2 separate regions of the Homo sapiens genome follow, and region 1 is linked to region 2. Evidence: chromatin loops called from intact Hi-C (ENCODE). Cell type or tissue: ascending aorta. All regions are shown on one strand. Each heading gives the region's core, and the rest is flanking DNA. Links, peaks and the distances in the headings are about the cores only.

Evidence for each region. A loop is a pair of places that touch in the nucleus more often than their neighbours do. Peaks named below come from ENCODE experiments on the same cell type or tissue, not always from the same donor. Only the 100,000 strongest peaks of a DNase experiment are listed, where the experiment ranks them.
Region 1: a loop joins it to region 2, with 3 times the contacts of the local background. A loop is called at or near these places in 3 of 110 quality-filtered maps.

What each region holds. Positions count from the first base shown.
Region 1 is chrX:133,247,885-133,253,248 of GRCh38, forward strand. No RefSeq gene overlaps it. Among named protein-coding and RNA genes, the nearest start is that of TFDP3, 32 kb to the left of the region's middle. RefSeq lists an enhancer at 2,574-3,157. In ascending aorta, for the core only: no CTCF peak of the experiment used is centred there; a DNase peak (open chromatin) is centred at 3,007; H3K27ac peaks cover 2,325 bases.
Region 2 is chrX:133,412,761-133,418,124 of GRCh38, forward strand. GPC4 (glypican 4) reads right to left here and starts at 2,729. Exons shown (of 9, transcript NM_001448.3): 1 at 2,046-2,729. The coding sequence starts at 2,205. RefSeq lists enhancers at 2,968-3,468, 4,591-5,130. In ascending aorta, for the core only: no CTCF peak of the experiment used is centred there; DNase peaks (open chromatin) are centred at 900, 2,024 and 2,811; H3K4me3 peaks cover 3,572 bases; H3K27ac peaks cover 2,804 bases.

The DNA of each region.
Region 1 (5,364 bases), core at 130-5,129, 170 kb before region 2:
GGAATCATGATACTGGGGTATGGCTTGGCCTACAAAGCGCCTTCCCATTTGATTTGCTCCTCTACACAGCGCTGAGAATTTGAATGTTTGAATGGCAATTGTAATTCTCATCTCGCAGATGGAGACACAGAGACTCAGGGAGAGTCAGAGAGGTCACACATAAAGGCTAGGGCTGGGCCACAAACTCCCATTGCTTGGCACCTGATCGCTGTCTCTATGGAGATTGAACCTGAGTGTCTTGGTGACTTCAGGTACTGTGATTAGGTGTAGGATTTCAAGCTATTCCAACATAGGTTTCAGCTATGCTAAGACAGCATTCCTTAAGACAGCTGAAGCCTTTCAAAGTACTAACTTTTCTGCCTGACTCTTATTCTTAGAAATGACACCTGGAAGGCACAGCTTCCCGTTACTCTAAGTGGCAACAATTTTTGCTTCTGCCTAGACTAGCCTGTTGTCTGTCTTGCAGGGGCAGGGCTGCGAACTTTGTATGTTTTAGGACTTTCAACTGCCAGAAGGCTAGAAGAGGCCCTTAAGTGGCCTTGCTCTAATAATCAGTACCTGGTGAGTCAAGAATGCCTTTGTGTGATACAGCTCTGCTTCTCCCTACAGGATTTGCTAAGCAAAAGAGAGGATGTATTATTGTCAGAAATGATCTAGTCATTGAACTGTAGCTAGTGAAACTGCCTTTACAAAAACCCTAACAGTGAAGAAATTATGGCAGTGAAGGAGATCTGATCTGGCCAACCCTCATCTTGCCTTTAGCCTTCAAGCTGCCCTTAATTATTCCTGGGCTTATTTGGGAGACATTTAGTTTATAGTTTAAATGATAATAGTCCTTTCCCAAAACTCAACTGCCTTTGTAAAGCTAATGAGAAACCACCAGACTAGGAGGATAGAAAAGCCTGAATTTCATTAAGGTATAGATATCAAGGATTGCCAGCCATTATTCTGGAGGTCACAAGATATGCAACTTTCCCAATTACTCCTGCAGATAACGTCACCATTGTAGAACCTACGACTGGCCTTTTGAGATATCGTTTCAGGTTTTTTGCATGTCTGACCGAAGGCTCCACCTGGACCTGCCAACTGCTCCTGTGGCCCCACCCAGAAGCGATCAGTCCAAGAGGACAGCTTCAACTCCCTATTATTTCATCTCTGACCCAAACAGTCAGCACTGTCCATACCTTAGCTCCCTGTCCAGCAAACTATCTGAAAAACTCCTAACATCTGAACCTTCCATGAAACTGATTTGAATAATAACTCCATCTTCTGCATGGTGTGGCCAGCCTCGCGTTAATTAAACTCTTTCTTTACTGCAATGACATGGTCTCTGTGAATTGATTTTGTTTGTGCAGTGGGCAGGAAGGACCCCTTGGGCAGTTACACTAGGACACCTGCTCCCTAGGTTTTTGTACTCAGCATTATGGGAAAGATACTCACTCCTCTTTCTAGCCCTGAACACAGAAAAGCAAACATGTTGGGAATGTCAAAATGGCAGGAGAAATTGTGCCTTTTAATCCAAAGGGATGTTTGGAGAAGAATGATCAGTCAGCTTTGTTTCCCCCCAACCCCCACCCCCTTGGCTCATTTCTTACAGGAAAAGGGGGAGGAAGAAAAGTTTGTCAGGATTTTGCAAATGAAAAACACGTCCACACTGACAGAAATAGACTGTTTTCTATTAAGGAATTTGGTCATGGGAACAATTATTTTTGAATTTATCATCATGTTTATAAAATGATATTCCAGAAAAGATTAGAAGGAGAGATTTTGTGAAATAATTCCTCTAGCTTGGTTCTCTTTGTGAATGCCTCAATAAACAACGTTAGCCATATTGCTGTTGTTTTCTATTGAACTTTGACCGGGAGATTTAAAAATTGCTGCAAGTGAGACAAGAAGGTTCTCCTCTATTTTCCAATTTGTGATATTAGTGTTTTCTATTTATTAAGTTCTCCATGCCACCTAGTGTTTATCTGAAGAAATACCAGATGATTGTTAGCAAGTCCCCCAGTCCTGTGCAGGGCTTCAAGTTCATGCAGTAACTCAGTTAGACATGCTCTGTGTGACATCCCGACTGACTGAAAAGTTTGTGATGATCTTCAACACTAACACATATGACCCAATTCTTCTCCCTGAAGAAAACATTAACTTTTTTTCTTCTATAGCAAGCTTGTCCAACCTACAGTCCACGGGCCACATGCATGCAGCTCGGGACAGCTTTGAATGTGGCCCAGCACAAATTCATAAACTTTCTTAAAACATTATGAGATTTTTTGCAATTTTTTTTTTTTTTTTTTTTTTTTTTTGCTCATCAGCTATTGTTAGTGTATTTTATGTGTGGCCCAAGAAAATTCTTCTTCCAATGTGGCCCAGGGAAGCCAAAAGATTGGACACCCCTGGTCTGTAGGACTTACTGGCATCAAAGAAGTCTAGAATGGTCATTAGAATGGTCATGGTGGAAGGGACATTCCAGACCTTTACACCCCAGCCCACTGTTGTGCCAGGAAACCCTTGTGTACAATGCAGTGTTTCACAACAGCCTCCCTGGAACATCAACTTTGCTCTTTATTTTTTTCTTTGAAAGTATCTGAAATATATGACAGGAAAGCCAGGAGGGGCCTGAAAACCATTCAGAATCTCTGTTTCTCTCTGTGGCTGCAGCAGTAGGCAGAGAACGCACAAGAAAGAAAGGGCCTGTTTTATCTCTGGCAGGCGCTGGCCCAGCAGCAGGATCCAGGTTGTGCAGCTCACAGAGCTCTAGCTGGAAGGGCTTGATTGAATTCCTCCTCCCTCTTCCTACCCGCCTCCAAAAACAACAAACCCCTTACAAACAATGCCCATGATGTTAGCAACAATGAAGCTGTCCTTTTCAAAATGTGTCTTCTATCATTTGCCTTCAGTAATTACCAAGGCCTTCTAAATGCTACCACAAGCTGAGCTAGGGCTGGAGAGGGTGTGGGGGCAGGGAACAGAGCTGTAGGAATGAAGTCCAGTTTTCCAAAGGGACCCTGGCAATCCTGCTGTGGCCCTTTTCTGGGTTTACAGAAAGTAGTGGTTGTCATAATTCTGGCAAACACATGCCCTGTATTTTATACAACAGTTCCAGTTTCAAATAGTTTCCCTTGTCGTTCACGTAAGCACACTTGGCCTGGTCACATTATGGATTTCTTTTCTTTTTTTTTAAGGTGGCTGCTTGGAAAATATGCTCACCATCTCATTAGAGCCACGGTCTAATAAGGAGGAAGCCCCTTTCTGCCACCCTTTGACAAACTTCCCCACTTACTGTTATTACTTCCCACGGGGCCTGAAGGGCCACAGGTTGCTGATAGGGTGAGGGCTTGCAAAGTCAGCTGGGGGCTTGAAGAGCTGGCAACCTTGATCTACACATTTGGAGCCTATAAAGCACATTCACTTTGGGCTAGTAAACAAAATGGATCTGAATTTTTTTTTTTTGTTTCTGTGTATGCTAATCTGGGCAATTTGCAAATCTTACTACAACAGACGAAATACTATTAACATGACCTTATTGAAACCCACATCTGTAGTGAGACAGGGAACCAGTCATCACAAGTGTCTCCACGCAAGGCCCCAGAGGATATCTCCAGGAGGTGAGAGCTGCATTTGACAAACTCCATAGGCTCTGAATCGCCTGTCAGTTCTGCAGAGAAAAGCCAACGTTCCTGCTGACCACACACCATACCCGATGTCCTTAATTGGAACTCTGTCACCATAACATGGAGCTCTTGGGTCCCGCCTAACCCTTGGTTTTGTTATAGGCATTAAAAATGGGGGACCTCAGACCAGCTGGAAGGGAGGTGGTGCTGTCAAAGTGGGGAAAAAAGACAAAGAGAGGAGCTGGGCATGGTGGCTTACGGCTGTAATCCCAGGGTTTTGGGAGGCCAAGACGGAGGATCATTTGAGCCTAGGAGTTCAAGACAAGCCTGGGCAACATACAGAGACCCCACCTCTATAAAAAGTAGAAAACATAGCCAGACATGGTGGCAAATGCTGGTAGTCCCAGCTACTCAGGAGGCTGAGGCAGGAAGATAAGTTGAGGCCAGGAGTTTGAGACTAGCCTGGGCAACATAGTGAGATACCTGTCTCTACAAAAAATAAAGATTAAAAAAAAAAGCCAGGTGTGGTGGTGTGTGCCTGTAGTCCCAGCTACTCAGGAGGTTGAGGTGGGAGGATCACTTGAGCCCAGGAGTTTTAGGCTACAGTAAGCTATGATTGTACCACTGCACTCCAGCCTGAATGAGAGAGCAAGACTCTGTTAGAAGGTAGGAAGGAAAAAAGGAAAGAAAGAAAGGAGAAGAGGAAGGGAGGAGAAAAGAAAGAAGGAAGGAAGGAAGAAAAAAAGAGAAGGAGAACAAAAAAAGGAAGAAAAAGAAGAAAAGAAAGAAGAAAGACAAAAGGAGAGAAGAAAGGAAAGAAAGAAAAAGAAGAAAAGACATTAAAAGAAAAGAGAAAAGAAAAGAAAGAAGGGGAGGGGAGAGAAGAGGAGAGGGGAGGGGAGGAGAGGGGAGGGGAGAGAAGAGGAGAGGGGAGGGGAGGAGAGGGGAGGGGAGAGAAGAGGAGAGGGGAGGAGAGGGGAGGGGAGGGGAGGGGGAAGGGAAGAGAAGAGGAAGGGAAGAGAGAGGGAGGGAGCTAGCCAGAAGCAGAGGAGGGCAGAGGAAGGGCACACAGGACACCAGAGCAAGAGGTCAGAACTGAGAGACCTCCAACCACGGGCTCAGGGTCAAGGCAGGCCCAAGCAAGATGGGGAAGGAGGGAGTCATCTGCCAGGCCTCCCAGGCCTTCAAGCCACACCTGCCAATCAAGTCTCCCCAGCAGGATCTAAGGAAAAAGATGAGTGAGTATTCTGTTACTGCAAATATTCTCATTTCTTTGAGCTATATCACCGTCTTCTGTCTCACTCTCTTTTTCTCTCTTTGTGAATCTCCTTCTTCCCCTTCCCCTGTTCTATCATTCTGTTAACCTGCCTTCTCCATGCATCTATTCGTCTTTTTTCCTTTCTTTCATCTGGCAGCTCCAAAAGCACTTTCTGATCCATGGAGTTTCCAGTAGCTGCTCCCTTATTGCTGTGGAATCAGGGGTGCCAGGGTCCTTGAGCCTCAGAGCTGCTTCTTTGAAGGACAACCTACTCCTTTCCCCTGGCCTCCCCTTTCCTGTGGCCACCATGCCCCAGACAGCAGGGCCTCCCCTAAAGAGAGCTTGCTCTGGTGAGTAGAGTGGCTTCAGCAGGACCCAGTCTTTTGAGTCACGGTGTGATCTTGGGGTCTGGGCCCCCAACTCTGGCAGTAGCAAGACTTGAAGCTCCACAACCCAGGGCTTTGGCAGCCCCTCCGCAATTTCACAGTATAGGCT
Region 2 (5,364 bases), core at 269-5,268:
TAGCACAGAGTCTCTGAGCACCCTTCAAGCTTCCTTTTTCCTGAGATGCTGGCTGGGGAAGATGCCCTGCCACAGCGAAAGACTGCACAGAGCAAAGTTGGGGAAACTGGGGAGGGCAGTTTCACAACCCCACTCGCTGAATGCCTGCAGTCAATATCAAAGGCACATATTGTTTGCATGAGCAGAAGATGAAACCTTGTCACATTCCCATTAAGTGCAGAGCTGCATCTACCCCTTCAAAATGTGGGAATGACAACTGTAACCTTCACGCCAATCATCTCCGCTGTGCCCAGGCCTAAACTGTGCAGGGCACAAAGACCCCAGGTTTGACCTGCAGAGTCCCCAAGCTTCAGCGGCTGGTGGTTCACTTCATTTTTTTTCTGGCGGGGCAGGAGGAAGGGAAAGAAAGAGGGCTTTTCAGGGCTCTACAACCAATAAAATCGTGCCGCTTTGAGGACATACTTGAGCTCCCCAAAAGACAGGCAGCTGAAGGGCAAACAGTGTCTAATCAGTAGTGAGCATGTTATTTGGTAACTGCCAAGGTGCAGTGGGCGCCTGGGCTGCTCCAACAATTTCTTCGCTTCTATTTCTAGACAGACGCCAGTTACACTCCAAAAGTGCCCAGCAACTTCCCTCAATTACCTTTGTAATTAATATGTAATTGATGACTGCACTTAATCTCCAAGGTTATTAATAGCCCTTCCAAAAAATGACCCCCAAATCTTCCTAAGCCTTTGGAAGCGCCTGGTTGAAATTACAGTATTTCCTTTGCTGGCTGCCGGCCCCCTGCCCGCCCCACCCGGAGACCAGCACGGCAAGGCAAAGGCGCGCTCCACTCACTTCCATGAAAGGTTCGGAGTGGAGGCTCAGCCCCCCCCCCGGGCTCGAATCTCTCACTCCTCCGTTAGATTACGCTGGCCACCAGCCAGCTAGATTCGTGGTGCTTTCTGAGCCCCCAGGGCGAACGGGCTACCTGCGCGGCCGGCGGGGCTGCGCGCAACAGTTGGCCGCTGCTAAGAAGACAGTGCGACCCGGAGGGGACCCGGCCGGACACCGCCGCCAGCTTCGCTGGGAGGGACGCAGGGCACCCGCCGAACGCTGCCTCCCCAGCGCTCCGAGAGGGGCTTTCACAAATACCCCCATACACCCCCCATCCCACCCCACCGGCGCCAAAATCCGGTGAACTTTCTCACAGGCTAAGCCGTCTCTATTTGCATAACCATCTCCAAACTGAGATTCAGGTTTCCTGTAATCAGTCCTTTCAAAGGTCTGTAATTGAAAGTGCAATTAACCCTTAAAATGAGGTAAGAAAAAAGAAAGAGGGGAAAAATACTCCTCTGGTCTGATACCTTCCGGAAAGTAGGAGAGTTCCCAAAAGTCAGGGTTTGGAGGGGTGGAGAGTGGGGGTAGTCGTTTGCTTTTTAAAGGCGACTTCTGAAGCGGTTGCGGCTACTAAAACTCCTAATCCTTGTCAGCGGTGCAAGAGAGGCGGGGAGAGAGTTTTAAAAGAACATCAATGAAACATCAATTCAAGTTCCACGTTTTGCGACCCCCAGAATCTAGCAAGCTCCGGGACGTTTCCCTCCACCACACCCCACTGGCGACCCCCACCCCCACCCGGCCTCTCCTCACCCATACAACAAAGCGGGGCGTCCTATAAGGAGTTCAACCCGGAAAAGGAGAAGTAGCCGGTGACACGCACTTTGAGGGCCACAGTCCTCAGGGGCTTCCCGGGACGGCGAATAATGCAGGGGGGAGAGGAGGAGCGGAGGCGGGGAGCGGAGCGCGACAGTCGCACTGGGCAACCCGGCGGCGCCCCTCCGCTCGCAGTGCTGGGAAGGGGGGAGCGCTGCGCCCGCGGGGAACGTCCTGCGCCCGGGCTGCCTGGCTCTCTCGCTCGCTCGCTCCTGCCCTCTCGACTGCCCATTTCTCCCTCTAGTGTACCTGCGTCCGGCGCAGGGGGCGGCGGGGCGGGGGAAGGGAGTTGCAGCCTCCCTTCCCGAAGTGTCGGTCTCTGCGCCCACCTCCCGGGTGTGCCCACCTACCGTTGATCTCGTGGAGGGGGGCATCGTTCTTGTTGAAGCCTTTGGACACGTAAAGACGTCGCACTTCCGAGCAACTTTTCGACTTGAGCTCGGCAGCCAGCAGCGCGGCGCTGAGCACTGCCAGGGTGCAGAGAAGCGCGGGCAAGCCGAACCGTGCCATGGTGCGGGCCGGGGCGGACGCGTTCCCACCTTTGGGACCGGACGGGAAGCGGCGCTACGGCAGCGGGCCGAGGGCTGGCGGAGTCGGGGACTAGCGAGTGGAGCTGGAGGGAGAAGGAGTTGGAGTTGGTGGAAGAGGCGAGCAGGCGGAGGAGACGCGGGGCGAAAAGTAGAGCTGGGCCTCGCGTCAGGCAACGGTCCCCGGTGCCAGGCGCCGGGCCAGGGGAGAAGGAGGGCGTGGAGGCGGCGCGCGGCCCAGGGAAGCAGAGGCGCGGGCTGGTGACCTCGGGGTTTCGCGGGGCAGCGAACCCGGCAAGCTGACTGGCCGGCGAGGCGGGGACGCGGGGAAGGAGGGAAGGGTGGCAGGCGCCGCGGGGACCGCAGAGGGTGTGGGCGGCGGCGGGCGTTCGCTGCGCGCTGCTTGGGCTGCCCTGCGCTGGTCCGCTCGTCCGGCTGGACTCGGCTCGGCTGACTCTGCCCTCCGCCGCGCGGCTGTGCCCTTCTCAGCTCTGCCGCTGATTGACTGGCCGGCGTGCGCGGCGACGCTCCGCAAACTTGGCCAAGCGGGCGGCACTCGGGGGGAGGGGGCGGGCGTCGTGGGGGGGCCGGAGACAGGCGGGAGCACGCTGGGCCGGGCCGGGAGAAAACCTGGAAGCCGGGTTGGATCCGGAGCGGCCAAATCCACTTCCTAGGGGGCCGCACCGGGCGCCCGGCGCTCCTTCGCGTGACACGCCCCACCCGGCTCCTCCTTCCTCCCCTCCTCCTCGGAGGCGGGGAGCCAGCCCACCGCCCCCCAACCACAAAGGGAAGGCCAACTACTCCGGGCTGAAGGGCCCAGGTTCTGGGGAACGGGACGGCCTGGGACTTGTCCCGAAGCCCATGTCTGAGCCCCAGGCCTTCTTGCGCGCGGCCACCTGACCCGCCGCCTATGGGCAAAAGCCGCGCGGAGCCCTCCCGCCGCGATATCCGCCTCCCCGCTGCCATCCCGCACCCGCGGACGCTCCTATCCGCGCAGCTCCCGGGCTGGGCGGGGAAGGCACATTACTCGCATTGTTTCGCTGCAGGCAGCAGGGGGATTTGGGGCTCCGAGCTCGTCCTAGAGCCTCACCTGGTCTCCCCAGACCTGCTTCCCATAGGACGGTACTCGTGAAACACCAGTTTGTCCAGGACCCCATCAGGCATCCTCCTTCCCGCATCCGCAACACTCCAACCCCTCGACGCCACTCCCACCCCCGACCCGGTTCTACTACAAGTCTAACCGAACTCTGAAGCGGGAGAAACCCCCAACCGCGAGGTGAGGGGGCAAAGACAGGGTTGACCGCAGAGATCTTGGAGACCATTTGGCCCAACCCTTCCTTCTATTAAGGGAACTGGGGCCCAGAAATGGGAAGCGACTTGGTAAATAGCACGCCGGGGAAGGGGGCGTCCAGAACCCGGGACTCTTGACTCTCGAATTTCATGGAATAATGGTAGCCCAGGACTCCCAAACCCCCTACCCCCTCAAGCCCCTTGAGAGAGACTGACACCCCTCTGGGACTCAGTCCCCACTTTTCCACCAGAAAACTGGAAATGGGAGAGACTTCCCATCTTGCAAGCTTTGTCAGATTCCATTAATGAGTGTTTTTTTGAAGCTCCCAGCGCTCCTTAAATGAAGGGAACTGTGCAGCTCGGGAACTTGTCATTACCGTTGTTATTGTTACAATCTGCTTTAAGAGGTTGGGTTGAGAAGTGCCTCAGACACCTCGGGAGTGTGCTGGGAACTGGGCAGATAAAAAGGGCTGGAACTTATTATTTGGCTAGACTCTCAATTCCCATAAAATTACATAGGGCAAAGATACGAACCATCATTACAGTTATCACCCTCAGAGGGTTTGTTGAGACTTTCTCCACTGTTGTTTGTAAACCACGTTGACATGGCTGGCTATGAGGAGCTGTTATTTTGAATACCTGCTTGCAGACTCTTCTACATTTTGTTAACAGACTATCAACATGAACAGACTGTGACCCGTCTATAACTGTGACTTCCAATTTCTGTGGGCTGGCTGAATATTTAACTCTGAAACTAGGAGAGCAATTTTTTTAATGTGCAAACTCAACTACAATTGAATTTCCTGCCATTTTCAAGACTTTCCTTAAACTGGTAACCATCAAGTCCTGAAGGCATTGCTAGGGCTTAGCTGAGCACTTTTAATTTTCATTGATTGATACATTTACTTAAAGATGTTCTTCACCAAGGAGAATATGCTCTGAGATGCAACGAGCATTATTATAAAATGGAAGCCAGTGACCGTAAGAGAGAAAATGATACTCCTGAACCATGAAGGCCAAATCAGAAAGCTACTTCTCACACCAAGGCTGGGAGGAACTCATTCGTTGCCGCCGCTCCCCCCCGCCGCCCCCGCCCTCCCCAGGTTTACTCCTGCTCTTCCTCATAATGTATTATTAACCCAAACTTGAGCCTTTTCCACCAGAAACAGTAACCTCTGGCTACAAACAGATCTGGACAAGTCTGAACTTTACCAAGGGAGGCAGGAACCCCAAGCCGTGCTCAGAGGCGGCTCCCACTTCAAAGCCTCCTTTCATTTAAATACAAACAGGGTGAACAACTGGCAATCTACGAAACAAATACCATCCAGAAGGGAAGCTTTCTTTTCAGATGGGCCAGAACTCCTTCTTCCCTCTCCCACTCCCATCCCTGCTGTCTTCAGAAGAGGCTTCTTAGTGGAGATGCACCTACTCCTTGTAAGTTCTCTCAACGCCAAAAAATAGAGACTGCATGTTGACTGCAAAAATCGATGACTTCTCAGGCTGATTAACCGTCATATAACTTTTTTTTTTTTTTGCTTTTTAGAATTGTGGTAAAAAGCACACACATACGCAATTTGGTATCATTTTAACCATTTTGAAATGCACACTTCAGTGGCATTTAGTACAATCATAATGTACAATCATCACCACTAGTTACAGAACATTTTCATCACTCCAAAAGGAGACCACATACCCATTAAGCACTCAAAGTTCATTCTCTTCTCCTTCCAGTCCCTACAAACCACTAATTTGCTTTGTCTCTATGGATTTGCCTGTTCCAGACATTTTGTAGAAATGGAATCATACAATACAGGGCTTTTGTGTCTGACTTCTTCCACTTAGCATCATGTTT